Linked DNA regions of Homo sapiens: region 1 is linked to region 2. The links are chromatin contacts, found by Hi-C or POLR2A ChIA-PET in ENCODE. All regions are on one chromosome and are shown on one strand. The core of a region is the stretch at or near the end of the contact, and the rest is flanking DNA. Distances in the headings are between cores, read along the strand shown. Region 1 has its middle 23 kb from the start of LINC01993. Region 2 has its middle 14 kb from the start of LINC01993.

Region 1 (6,253 bases), core at 490-2,989, 40 kb before region 2:
CGCTCCCTTCCCTGCCTGGGATGCTTCCACTCAGCCTGCAGGAGGGCTCCTCTGTGAAGCCCCCTTCCCCGTGAGCCACAGCCTCGCCCCATCCTCTGCTTCCCAGGGCACCCTCTCTAGACTCCCATCAACTCAAGCGCCTCCCCAGCCTCTCCTTGAGCGGCAGTGACTTGTTGACATGTGAGGCTGCCTGGGAGCATGGAGATCAGCATCTCCAGCAACGCTGGGCAGCAGCTGGATACATGCTTAGCCCCAGCCATCCCTTAACCCCTTAGCAGACGGGCCCTCGGGATTCAACTGGTGACCCCATGGCTTGTCCTGGCCTAGCTGAGGGGTGTGCACACCCCAACAGTCAAAGTGGTTCACTATGGCAACTCACAACCCAGGGCTGGGGCTGGGGGTCGCTGTACCCTGGAGACACTCCCTAGGTTATTAGAACCCACTCCTTGCGAGGTGCAGCCTGTAGAACCTGCCCCTTTCTACATCTATTTTCCATTTGCCTTCTGTGGGGGAAGGCAGTGCAGGAGAACAGTTGTGGGTTTCAGAGTCAGAAGACCCGGGTTCAAACCTTGGTTCTGCCATTTACTAAGTATGGGGCCTGGAGCGCCTCCCTCCACATCTCAGAACCCTCCTCTGCAAGACTGGACATCACCCATCTCAGGGGGCAGCTGGGTGACAATGCAGGACACACACAACCACCTGGTGAGCCTATAGAAATGCAGGTTCTTCTCGGCAGGCCATGTGAATCTGCATTTCTTTTATTTATTTATTTTTATTTTTATTTTTTTTTTTTTGAGATGGAGTCTCGCTCTTGTCGCCCAGGCTGGAATGCAGTGGGACGATCTCAGCTCACTGCAACCTCTGCCTCCCGGGTTCAAGTGATTCTCCTGCCTCAGCCTCCTGAGAAGCTGGGATTACGGGTGCCCACCACCACGCCCAGATAATTTTTGTATTTTTAGTAGAGATGGGGTTTCATCATGTTGGCCAGGCTGGTCTCGAACTCCTGACCTCGTGATCCGCCTGCCTTGGCCTCTCAAAATGCTAGGATTACAGGCTTGAGCCACTGCGCCCGGCCGGAATCTGCATTTCTAACTTTCAGGTAACAGCAGCACGCACGCAGACGGCAAGCCTATCCTGTGGCAGGTGTTCATTACACCCATTTATGTCGGAGGTTGCAATTTTTTGAATTTTTGCCATCAGACCTTGGCGATGACCTTGAGCAGTAGGACATAAATACCTCCCAGATGCTTAGCGTTCCAATAATGGAACACTAGGCATAAATGGGTTTTAAGCGCCAAGGGAGCCACTTCCCCTGCGTCCCAGACCATCACGGACAGCGCTCCGCTGCCGCCTCCACGACCCCCGGCCTGCACGCCGGTCTTCGCCGTAGTCGTCGTCCCCCACGACCGCCTCGGCCATGACGCACCTCATGGCCGGCCCGGGCCTGGTCACCTTGTCGCTGCGCAGGCCCACCACGTAGGCTGCGACCCCCGCGCTCCCACACCCCGCCCGGAGCGCCCCATGTACCGGGGCCGCCGCTCGGGCCAGTCTGCGGAGCATGGCGCGGGCAGCGCCCGACTCCCCACCCCGGCGGGAGCTGCTGACTCCTCTACTCCCCAGCGAAGGCGGCGAGAGCGACGTGGTCGGTGCGGCCAGAATTCCTAGAGCTGGGAAGCAGCCGCCCTGGGCCGGGGGTCCAGGGAGCGAGCCCCGTGGCACGCTGGGAGTTGTAGTTCGCGCTCCCTCGCGGCGGGCGTGCGCGAGCGTCTGCGAACGGGCCCCGTGGCACGCTGGGAGTTGTAGTACGGGCTGCGTCGCGGCGGAGAACCAGCGAGCCCGTGATGCTGAAGCAGAAGGTTCTGCTCATTGAAGGAGAAACCGAGGCCGAGCGAGTGTGTGTGTGTGTGTGTGTGTGTGTGTGTGTGTGTGTGTGTGTGACAGAGTCTCGCTTTGTCGCCCAGGCTGGAGTGCAGTGACGCGATCTTGACTCACTGCAACCTCCGCCTCACAGGTACAAGCAATTCTCCTGTCTCAGCCTCCCGAGTAGCTGGGATTACAGGCGCGCGCCACCACGCCCAGCTAATTTTTTTTTTTTTTTGTATTTTTAGTAGAGAGGAGTTTTCACCATGTTGGCCTGGCTGGTCTCGAACTCTTGACCTCAGGTGATCCACCCGACTTGACCTCCCAAATTGCTGGGATTACAGGCGTGAGCCACTGCACCCAGCCCTGGGCGAGCTTTTATAACACAGACGCTCATGTGGCACTTGCCATGTGCCAGGCTCTGCCCCAGGCCCTTTGCAAATGTTAGCTCAGTTAAACCTCCCAACGACTCTAGGAGACAAGCACTATTGCTATCCCTGTCTTGCAGATGGGGAACAGGAGACGCGGAGCTAACGGACAGCTGGAGGCCACTTGGGTAGGAATTGGTCCGGGCGGGGTACCGCTGTCTCCAGAGGGCAGCCCTAAATCACTGTTTCATGCTGCCCCTAAAACACAGCTTCCCTCGTTTACCATCTTCAGTATTGATTTGTTGAGCAAGTTCGGTGCGCCAGGCAGTGTCCAGGTGTCCAGGTGCCAGGCTGGGGGACAGGGCTATGTCTCCAGCCGGGTTCCAGTCTAAGGGGAGACCGCTAAAAGAATGCGTGGGGAGCCCCTCCTCCATAGGCCCCTGCCCCTGGGTGGACTGCCTCCATGGGGGCAGGGTGGTGCTGAAGTTCAAGCCAGCTGTGTGGCCTTGGACAAGCCATGTAGCTTCTTTGTGCCTCGGTTTCCTCAACTGCAGATTGGGCTGTTGTGAGCATTCAGTGACTGGATATGTGTTTGGTGCTGACCCCAATGCCTGGCTTGCTGTAAGCTCAGGGTGGTCACCCCACTGTGGCTGTTTTTTAATTTTTTAAGACAGGGTCTCACTCTATCCCCCAAGCTGGAGTGCAGTGGTGTGATTACAGCTCAGTGCATTCTTGACTTCCTGGGCTTGGGTGAACCTCCCACCTCAGCCTCCCAAGTAGTTGGGACTACAGGCAAGTGCTACTATGCCTGGCTAATCTTTCTGTGTTTTTCGTAGAGACAAGGTCTTGCTGTGTTGCTCAGGCTGGTCTCAAGCTCCTGAGCCCAAGTGATTCTCCCTCAGCCCCACAAAGTGCTGGGATTACAGGCGTGAGCCATCACGACCTGCCCAGCTGTGGCTGTTATTATCATTGTCGTTACTGATCCCAGCTTGGAACTCTGAGGGCCCGGGGGCTTTGGGGTGAACTCTGACACAGTCTAGACTGTGGGGTGCCCTTCCCCCACACAGGGAGCACAGGCACCCATTGCCACTCAGCGGCTCCTCTTCCTCTTTCTGTCCCCCATAGGAGAAAGATCCAGGAGGGGCCACAGCTGCTGGGCCAAGCGTCTGGTGAGGGTGGCCCTTGGTGAGGAGGACACCCATCCTAGATCAGTCATGGCCAGGCCTTTACCACAGGCCAGCTCCAGGTCAGGCCTGGGGACTTAGGGCGAGCAGAGGTGGCCTGCCCTCCAGAGCTCAGGTCCCAGGGGTGGGGGACAAGATGCTGGCCGTGAGAGGATGGCAGCGAGGAAGCAGCTCTAACAGTCCCAGTCCAGGCAGCAGGGCAGGCTTTTTGGAGGAAGCAGTGATTAGGCTGAGCTTCGAAGATGGAGCCGACTTTGGACAGAGGGATAGCAGGGGTGAAGCCTCTGGGTAGAGAGGAGCTGCTGCGTTTGTGGCCCTGAGGGCCAGCGTGGCTGGGGAAGTGAGCAGGGGTGGGGATGGAGCCCAAAAGCTACATCCGGGGCCTGATGACCTCTCAGGGGCTCTCCATCTCTCTTCCTTCAGCTTGGTGGGAATTGTAAGTACCCGCAGGGTCAGTGGTCCCAAGGACACCCATGTGATGGACAGGCTTGCTGCCTTCCCCTCCCCAGAGCCCTTCTGGGCCTGACCCACAATCTGCACCAAATTCCTGCCCTTAGAAAACAAGCCCCTTATCTCATTGTCTGGCTCCAGACCTTCTGCTGGGAAGTAGGGGGCGGGGAACGGAGGCCTCTGTGGGAAGGAAAGGAGGTGGTCTGGCGGGGCAGGGACTGGGGGCAGGGATAGCAGCGCTCAGGGGAGAAGGGGGACAAACAAATGGACCCCCGGCCCCTCGAGCTATGGCAGAATCACAGAATGGCCTCCTGTTTGCCAAGCTTCGCAGTCTGCAAAGCCTGCCCTCTGCAGCTTCCCTGCCAATGGTCCCAGCGGCTTTGCAGTGGAAGGATGGGCAGGGAGGCTGGGGTCACAGAGGCCCGAGGACCCTGCCCGAGAGGCACAGCTGGTCACCCAACAGGGCCTTTCTCCCTTTCTCCCAAATCAGAGCTGTCTCCCCAGATAGGTGGCCTCTCCCTGGGGGAACCTGGGGCAGAACAGTTTCCTTCTTCTGGGTCCTCCTATCTAGTCCCCGGGTCACCTGGGCCAGCCCTGCCTTGTCCCAGTGGGGTCTGACAGTGTGGAGGAGCAAGAAGGGTGGGCTCTCACACGGAAAGGTGCAGTGAGGCCTGTGGCAGGTGGACCCCATGACCCCAGCTTGGCCTCTGGGGGGTTGTCTGGGCTCCTACATGTGTGTGTGTGCATGCGTGTGTACATGGGTGTGTGTGTGTGTGTGCATGTGTGTGTGCGCACGTGTGTGTGTGTGACCCTGGCTGCAACTGAGATCTGAGTTGTCTTGCTGGTAAGCTGGGGACGGGCCGCAGTTCCCAGGCTGGGATGAGAAGCCCAAAGCCCTCTGTGGAGCCAACTCTACTTGCCCCCACCCCTGTCCCAGCACTGACCCTCTTCCCTCCCCTCTCTGCAGTTCTTCTTGACATTCTCACTAGAAGGGTCACCATCACTGGAGGTCCTGGGGTCATCTCCTGCCCCAACGCAGGCTGGCCCCACCCCCACATGCCAGCTGCTCCCTTCTCTCCTGAGCCCCTGCCCCCCAGGACTGACCCCTGCAGCCCAGCCCTTCCCAAACTTCTGAGCTCCTCTGTCCGTGGGTGCAGTGGGGCCCCTCGGCGGGGCTTCCTCCCTGGCCTCTGTGGGATCCAGCCCTTCTGCCTCCCAGACGCCTCCCCGCCCCACACTCTGGCTTGCAACACTTCTGTTCCCGAATGCGCTGGCCTCTCTTTCACCCCGAGACCTCTGCACCTGCATTCTGTCTGGAAAACCCCCAACCGTCGGCACGCATCCCTGGTCACCACCTTCTAAGTCTTCAGATCTTAGCTGAGACGCCTCATTCTCCATGAAGCCCTCCTGGCCCAGCCCAGTGGGGGATGGAGGTAGCCCTCCTCCTGTGCTGCCTATAGCACCTTTTCTTCCCACTGCGCACGGGTCACAGCTGCCTGTTTACTCCTCTGACTTCTCCGTGTGGCTGATGCCCTGTGCCTGCAGGGCCCAGACGCCCTCCTCCTTTGGTGTGTCCTGCATGCCTAGCCCAGTGCCAGGACCACAGGACTCAGTAAACACCAGCCAGGTGACTGACAATGGAGGGACATGTGGTTCGCCATCCCCTGCCCCTGGGACCCCCCAGGCAGAAGTGTGCACACCCCCCAGGGTGTGAGACCCCTGTGCAGAAGGACATGGCGAGGATTCCAGAGGAACAGGGGCTGGCCTGGCCTCAGCCTCTCAGAGTCAGGTCTGGGGGTCCTGAAGACAGCCCCCTCCCTGGCCTTCTTGAGAGATTTGCGGCTCCCCTGAGCAGTGGGAGGCCACTGGGCTGGCTGGAGGGGGCCTTGCGACATAAGCCCCAGGTGGGCTGCCTTTCACGGCGCCCCCGGCTCCCTGGCACCCGCCCAGGCGCAGGCGCTGGGGTGTGGGCACACACTCACATGCTGAGTTCAGTGTGCGGATTCCTGTAACGCTGGGCTGCTGGCAGGAAGTGCGCGCCGGGGAGGCTGCTGCTGGGAACCCAGGGCTGGCCCCGCTGAGATAAAGGGAGGCAGCAGATCGCAGCTGGAGATAGCGGCCCTGGGTCCTGGTAAACAGGTGGGGGGGGTGGGGGGGGGGAAATGTCCTTTCCATCCCATCCTCTTGGCCCTGAGCCTGCAGGATCTATAGCGCCCTAGCCTAAGCCCAGCCCCGATAGCTTGGGATCCAGAGGGGAGTTGTCGGCACTGCCATCATCATTCCCAGCCTGGGGGACTGGGTGGCAAAGGACAGGGCGCTGGGCCTGGGGGCCTGGCTGGGCCCATGGTGGGCATGCACTTGGCCCACGTGGGGGCCACTGGGTGTCAAGGT
Region 2 (6,962 bases), core at 4,405-6,904:
GCTACCCTGCCTCTCCCCTTGTGCCTGACATTGAGGGCTGTGAGACCTCCTACTCGTCACCCCTCAGCCAGCTCTGTTTGGCCCCCCAAAAGCCTTGGGACCTCCTCGGGTCCTGGACGTGGGACTGGCTCTGATTCTAGCCTCTGGGCTGGGCTGCTGCTGACAAGTGTTCAGCTCCTGCTGCTCAGATGAATGAAGGGACAGAAGGCGGGTGTCTAGGCATGGCCGGGACCTGGGATTCTATTTTTTTTTTTTTTTTTTGAGATGGAGTTTCGCTTTTGTCGCCCAGGCTGGAGTGCAGTGGTGCGATCTTGGCTTACTGCAACCTCTGCTTCCAGGGTTCAAGCGATTCTTCTGCCTCAGTCTCCCTAGTAGTTGGGATTACAGGCGTGCACCACCAAGCCCAGCTAATTTTGTATTTTTAGTAGAGACGGGGTTTCTCCACGTTGGTCAGGCTGGTCTCAAACTCCCGACCTCAGATGATCCGCCTGCCTCGGCCTCCCAAAGTGCTGGGATTACAGGTGTGAGCCACCATGCCCAACCCCCCAGCCAGGACGGGAACTTCTTAGGATCCGGCTGCAGCCCAGGGCAGAGGAGTTCCCGCGGCTTCCTCCAGTGAGTTAAGTCAGGCCTGAGTGAGCATCTACTCTTTCTGGGCCGCTAGAGGGAGACCTTCGCAGCCTCGTACTTGGCTCAAGACACCAGGCTAAGGGGTGTCAGTGTGTGTGAGTGTATGTGTGTGTGTGAGTATGTGTTTTGTGTGTGTGTGAGTGGCGTGTGTGTGTTGAGTGTGAGTGTGTGAATGAGTGTGTGTGTGTTTTGTGTGTGAGTGCGAGTGTGTTTGTGTGTTGAGTGTAAGTGTGAATGAGTGTGTGTGTTGTGTGTGTAAGTGCGAGTGTAAGTGTGTGTGAGAGAGAGTGTGTGTGTCCTACCTGGGCATGCACGGGTGGGTGTGGGCAGTGACCTGAGCCCTGCACGTACTGCCAGGTGGCCCGGCTTGCCAAAGGTGGGGAAGGGTTATTTACCCAAAGTGGGAGAGACCTGCAGGCTGGGCGGCAGCGGCAGGAAGAACAGCGAGCGAGGCCACAGTGGCATCCATGGAAGATGTTATTTGGGGCCTTTTCCGTGCCTGCTACTGTTCTTCGCATCCTGCGTGTATCACGAGAAGCAATCCTATCAAAGGAGGACCTATGAATACAATATCCACTTTACAGAGGAAGAAACTGAGGCTCAGAGAGGCTGAGTCACTTCCAGAGCTGAGATTTGAACCCAGGGAGTGGGGGCTGGGGCCTGGGCTCCACAGCACAAAGGAGCCCTGCCTGCTGGGACAAGGAGCTGCCTTGTGGTATGGCCAGTGTGCCCAAGCCAGCCTTTGGAGCCCGCTGGGCTGGCTCTGGGTTCCAGCTCTGCCGCCTGCCTGCTGAGTGTCCTTGGGAAAGTCCCTCCACCTCCCTGAGCCCCGCTTTCTCCTCTGTAAGATGGGACTAATGACACCTATTTCTCTGGTTGTTTAGAGGTTTAATGGTTCACTGTATGCAGAGGGAGGCAGACTTCAGGGCCTCCTCAGGAGCCTTGGCATGCGGCCACAGGGCCTTTGTATGTACTGTGTGTGCGCCTAAGATGCCCATTAGAAAGATAAGATGCCACCTCACTGCGGACTCCCCTTAATCTCCCTGCTGCAGGGCCAGCTCCAGGGGTGTGTGACCTATGGAGGTGCACTGGTCCCCATGCTCAGAGCACGCTGTGCTGGGTTTAATGATCTCCGTCACCATTTCGAAATTCTTAGTGATTTTTTAACAAGGAGCCCTGCATCTTCATTTTGCACTGGGCCCTGCCAGTGTCACAGCTGGGCCTGCCCTGCAGTTTCTTTTTCTTTCTTTCTTTTTTTTTTGAGATGGAGTCTCGCTTTTGTTGCCCAGGCTGGAGTGCAATGGCATGATCTTGGCTCACTGCAGCCTCCATCTCCTGGGCTCAAGTGATTCTCCTGCCTCAGCCTCCCAAGTAGCTGGGATTACAGGCGCCCACCACCACGCCCAGCTAATTTTTGTATTTTTAGTAGAGATGGGGTTTCACCATGTTGGCCAGGCTGGTCTCAAACTCCTGACCTCAGGTGATCCGCCCACCTCAGCCTCCCAAAGTGCAGGGATTACAGGCGTGAGCCATGGTGCCCGGCTGCCCTGCAGTTTCTCCTCCTGCGCCGTGCCCCGCATGATCTGCCCCCAGCGAGGAAGGAGACTGAAGAGCAGCAGGGAGGGTCCCTGGAGACAGAGCGGGCAGAGTGGGCTCGACGCACCCCTGACACCCATCAGCAGGCGCCTTCCTCAATGCGGACAGGCAGACCCTCCTCTCTTGGGCACACACTCAGTCAGCCCCTGGGTCAGTTGCTCCTCCTAAAATGGGACTGACAGTTGAAGACCTCCAAGCTTCCCAGTCATAGCAGTGGCCCCTCTCAGCCCACACCCAGTCCACTCTGGATTGCTAGTGGGGATCCCCCGAGACAGGGTTCTCCCCCAGGCTGGTCAGCCCCACATCTGTGAAGCTTTCTGGGCCTCTCCACACCCCCAGTTCTCTGAGGCAGGCGGGGTCTCCAGGGCAAACTCGTGTGAGCCTCACCTGTGTGTTGCACCGTCCTGTCTGCAAACAGAAACCCTCACGCTGCCGAGCCGATGCCTCTGTCCCCAGCACCTCCTTGGGGACGGTGGACTCCATGGTCAAAGGGCCAACTCAGGGGAGCCACAGTATCTGTGCTTCAGGCAGCCCGAGTTGAGGACGTGTGGCATTCTGCTGGCATCGTTCATGCCTCACTCTTGGCTCTGGGGCTGGGCACTTGCTTTCTGGCCCAGCCTGCCGCCAGGGTGAATGGCCTCTGGGGCAGATGGCGTTCTGGGAACAGGTAATGTCCTGGCCAGCGGGCAGGCCGGAGCTGGAGCCTGGGTGGAGGGCTCCCCAAGGACCACCCTGGGTCCCACTCGGCTTTCCCTGCGTGGGGGCGACACTGTTGCCAGTTACAGACCGCCCAAGAGTGCCCCGAGATCTAAGCATAGGACACAACAGGGGCTGGTCTCATCCACCTCGGATCCACCCACCTGCAGCCCAGTCCGGCTGTGTCCCTCAGGTCACACTCACTGTGTTTTGAGAACTCTCCTCCGGGCCTACAAAGTTTGCCAAGGCGAATGTCAAAGGGATATGGGGGCAACAGCTCCCAAGATCAGCCCTAATCCACCCTCCTCATCTGCCCTCTCCATGGGGCCTCACTCCATGTCTCCAACATCTCAGGTTGGTGTCCAAGCCACGGCCTCACATGGACTCACCTCCTGCTTCAGTCTCTGTTTCTGACCAGGCTTCTTGCTCCCAGGGAGGAGCGAGCTTGGACCGCTGCTCTCAGAAGGGACCCTCCTAGCTGGACCTGCCCCTGATTTGGCCGGGTGCCCTGGGCTCTGTGCCCATCTCCACCAACCTCCCAGAAGCGAGAGCTGGATACCTGCCTCTCTGTGTCCAGCTTCCTTCCTTCCTTCCTCAACAATCAGTTATTAAACACCCAGGATACAGATGCACGGTGCTGCTGCAGCTGTCCTCCAGGCTGCCTTTTTTTTTTTTTTTTTTTTTTTGAGACAAAGTCTCACTCTGTCGCTCAGGCTGGAGTGCAGTGGCACGATCACAGCTCACTACAACCTCAACCTTCTGGGCTCAGGTGATCCTCCTACCTCAACCTCCCAACTAACTGGGACCACAGGTGCATGCCACCATGCCTGGCTTGTATTTTGTGTAGAGATGAAGTTTTGCCATGTTGCCGAGGCTGATCTCGAACTCCTGGGCTCAAGTGATCCACCCACCTCGGCCTCCCAAAGTGCTGGGATTTCAGGCGTGAGCCACCGTGACTGGCCCCATGCTCTTGGCTTCTAATCATAGACTTTGGGGCTCATTCAGATCACCTCTCATAGTGAACTTTTGTCACTTTCTTCTCCACCATCCACTTTACCCCAGGGATGAGCCTTCATTGGTCTAAGCCAGTCTGACTCTCTCACCCCCTTGGTTATAACGATATAGGATACATGTCCCAACCCGGGTCAGATGGCCCTATAAATAGGTTTCAGTTGCTTTACCTACAAGTAGTTCCTTTTTTTTTTGAGATGGAGTCTTGCTTTGTCACCCAGGCTGGAGTGCAGTGGCACGACCTTGGCTCACTGCAACCTCCGCCTCCCAGGTTCAAGTGATTCTCCAGCCTCAGCCTCCCAAGTAGCTGCAATTACAGGCGCACACCACCACGCCCAGCTAATTTTTTTTTTTTTTTTTTGAGACGGAGTCTGGCTCTGTCCCCCAGGCTGGAGTGCAGTGGCACAATCTCGGCTCACTGCAAGCTCCACCTCCCGGGTTCACGCCATTCTCCAGCCTCAGCCTCCCGAGTAGCTGGGACTACAGGCGCCCGCCACCACGCCTGGCTAATTTTTTAGTATTTTTAGTAGAGATGGGGTTTCACCATGTTGGCCAGGATGGTCTCGATCTCCTGAGCTCGTGATCTGCCCTCCTCGGCCTCCCAAAGTGCTGGGATTACAGGCGTGAGCCACCGTGCCCGGCCTACACCCAGCTAATTTTTGTATTTTTAGTAGAGATGGGGTTTCACCATGTTGGCCAGGCTGGTCTTGAACCCCTGACCTCCGCTGATCCACCCACCTAGGCCTGCCAATGTGCTGTGATTACGGGCGTGAGCCACTGCACCCGGCCAAGTAGTTCCCTTTCTGTTGCATTGGGACCTAGAGGCACATGGCCTGGGCCTGCCCAAGGGTGTCTTGTGACCATGAGGGAGAGTCTGCAGAGGACAGGGCCCCTCCCCGTGCAGGAGGGCCTGGCTAGTTGAGTGAGTCTCTGATGAGGCAGTGCCTCCGAGGGTCAGTCATGCTCAAACTCAGTGTGCCCCAAGTCCTGACCCCTGGTATTCTGGGCTATCACTGCCCAGGAAAACAGCACTCCAAACCCTGGCCTTCAGGCCTGTTCCTTTATGCTTATCGCTGGAATCCCTGGTCCAGAGGGTCTTCAAATCCACACAAGCCCCTCCTGCTTGGCCCTAACCCGATGGGTTAAGCGTTTCAAGGGAGGGCTTGAGAGGTCCCCAGGACATGCCTGGAGGGCCAATAAATGACCGTGAACGGTGGTGAGTGAGGCAGGTGGAGAGTGTGACCATGAAGAGCAGGGCAGACTCCCCAGAGTACTGTAGGGAGGCAGCTGCAGTCTGGATGAAGAGTACACGCCAAGGCCAATTGTGGTTGCTGGTGGGATGCAGCTGGGAAAGCGAGAGTGAGGACCCCAGACCCTGGCGGCTGCAATGCCTGGGGGCATGTGACATGGTGGTGAAGGGGGAATTGTGTGTTGATCCTACCCTGGCCGCAAGTCCAGGCTCACAGGCCATGGCCACTGACCACAGGAAGAGGCCTCCCTCCTTAAAGTCGGGAGAATATCCCAGAACTAAGGCTAGTCCTGCATCCTGGCCGGGAATCCCAGGCCAACACCCTCCCCGCGATCTTAGGTGCTTAGCAGCCCTGGCTGGTGACCCCTGGGCGGAGAGAGTACGGTAATTTGCAAGAAATCCAAGAAAGCCCTGGTGAGTGGTTGCTTTTCCTATGTTGCAACCATCCGCGAAGTGAATGCTGCTCTGTGTCTCTATTGTTGTTTTGATGGTGTTCGAGATGATGAGGAGAACCTGAGTCACAGCCTTTACGAGTCTGATTTCCTCAATTTACAGGAGCTGCCTACGCGTTCTGGAAGAATTCACATGCTGATTTGTAGGCGGCCTGGCCAGGTGCTTCGGAGACTCCAGCAGCATCGAAGGTGTGATTTTAGATCTGTACTCCCGAGGCTCTTGTGTTATTTAAGAAGGTCAGTGTGAGGCCGGGCGCGGTGGCTCACACCTGTAATCCCAGCACTTTGGGAGGCCGAGGCGGGCGGATCACGAGGTCAGGAGATCGAGACCATCCTGGCTAACACAGTGTAAACCCCGTCTCAACCAAAAATACAAAAAATTAGCCGGCGTGGTGGTGGGCACCTGTAGTCCCAGCTACTCGGGAGGCTGAGGCAAGAGAATGGCGTGAACCCAGGAGGCGGAGGTTGCAGTGAGCCGAGATCACGCCACTGCACTCCAGCCTGGGCAACATAGCAAGACTCCGTCTCAAAAAAAAAGAAAAAAAGGTCAGTGTGGTTAAATGCATAAGAAGTAATCAGTGTGTTAAATGTATGAGTTAATTGAGCATAGCCCAAGTGAAAGTGATTGTGTTTTCATATTAAAATTAGATTTATAAAGAGAATGCTAAAACTTGTTGGATTTTGGAATGCAAGGTCTAAGTAAAGGTAGGTTTTAATATTGACAACTTTTACACTTGATATATTGACTCTTTTTTTTTTTGAGACTAGACTCTGTTGCCCAGGCTGGAGTGCAGTGCTGTAATCATGGCTCACTGCAGCCTCAACCTCCCAGGCTCAAGCAATCCTCCTACCTCAGTCTCTCAAAGTGCTTAGACTACAGGTGCATGCCACCATGCCCGACTAATTTTTTAAAAAAAATTTTTAGCGAGATGACTTAGTGAGAGGTCTCACTAAATTGTCCAGGCTAATCTCAAACTCCTGGGCTCAAGCAATCCTCCCACCTCAGCCTCCCAAGTAGCTGGGACTACAGGCACGCACCACCACACCCAGATAATTTTCAATTCTTTTTTTTGTCGATAGGGTCTTACTATTTTGTCCAGGCTGGTCTCAAACTCCTGGGCTCCAGCAATCCTCCCACCTCGGCCTCCCAAAGTGCTGGGATTACAGGTATGAGCCACCGTGGCCAGCCTTGACTCAATTCAAATTCAAGTCACTAAGTCTTCCTTGGAAAGCACAAAACCTCCCCCAGGCATTAAAATATTCAAGTGACACAGAAAAGGGAGAGGTGAAGAGGAGCTACCACCTGGAGGAGAAGGTGGGCTCTGAGC

Evidence for each region. A loop is a pair of places that touch in the nucleus more often than their neighbours do. ChIA-PET counts read pairs that join two places held with the same protein, here RNA polymerase II (POLR2A). Pooled maps may share reads with other maps.
Region 1: a map of PC-3 shows a loop between it and region 2 (12-fold over the local background). The contact joins two enhancer-like sites. A Hi-C loop is called at or near these places in 7 of 168 maps with a recorded cell type or tissue (CD4-positive, alpha-beta T cell, CD4-positive, alpha-beta memory T cell, CD8-positive, alpha-beta T cell and 2 more), 6 of 37 single-sample maps with no recorded cell type and 17 of 50 pooled maps. POLR2A ChIA-PET finds 5 or more read pairs at or near these places in 13 of 52 experiments (AG04449, CD4-positive, alpha-beta T cell, CD8-positive, alpha-beta T cell and 10 more).

The regions. Positions count from the first base shown.
Region 1 is chr17:78,252,857-78,259,109 of GRCh38, forward strand. It overlaps the pseudogene THA1P. Among named protein-coding and RNA genes, the nearest start is that of LINC01993, 23 kb to the right of the region's middle. RefSeq lists enhancers at 547-1,265, 1,266-1,983, 1,534-1,803, 5,108-5,157, 5,168-5,487 and 2 more, silencers at 1,354-1,503, 5,898-5,947 and cis regulatory regions at 3,701-4,159, 5,659-6,247. Within about 2 kb of position 1,740, at least 31 of the 41 ENCODE cell types and tissues checked have a DNase peak (open chromatin) inside an H3K27ac peak, as active enhancers do.
Region 2 is chr17:78,289,298-78,296,259 of GRCh38, forward strand. No RefSeq gene overlaps it. Among named protein-coding and RNA genes, the nearest start is that of LINC01993, 14 kb to the left of the region's middle. RefSeq lists a silencer at 2,434-2,703. Within about 2 kb of position 5,655, at least 2 of the 41 ENCODE cell types and tissues checked have a DNase peak (open chromatin) inside an H3K27ac peak, as active enhancers do.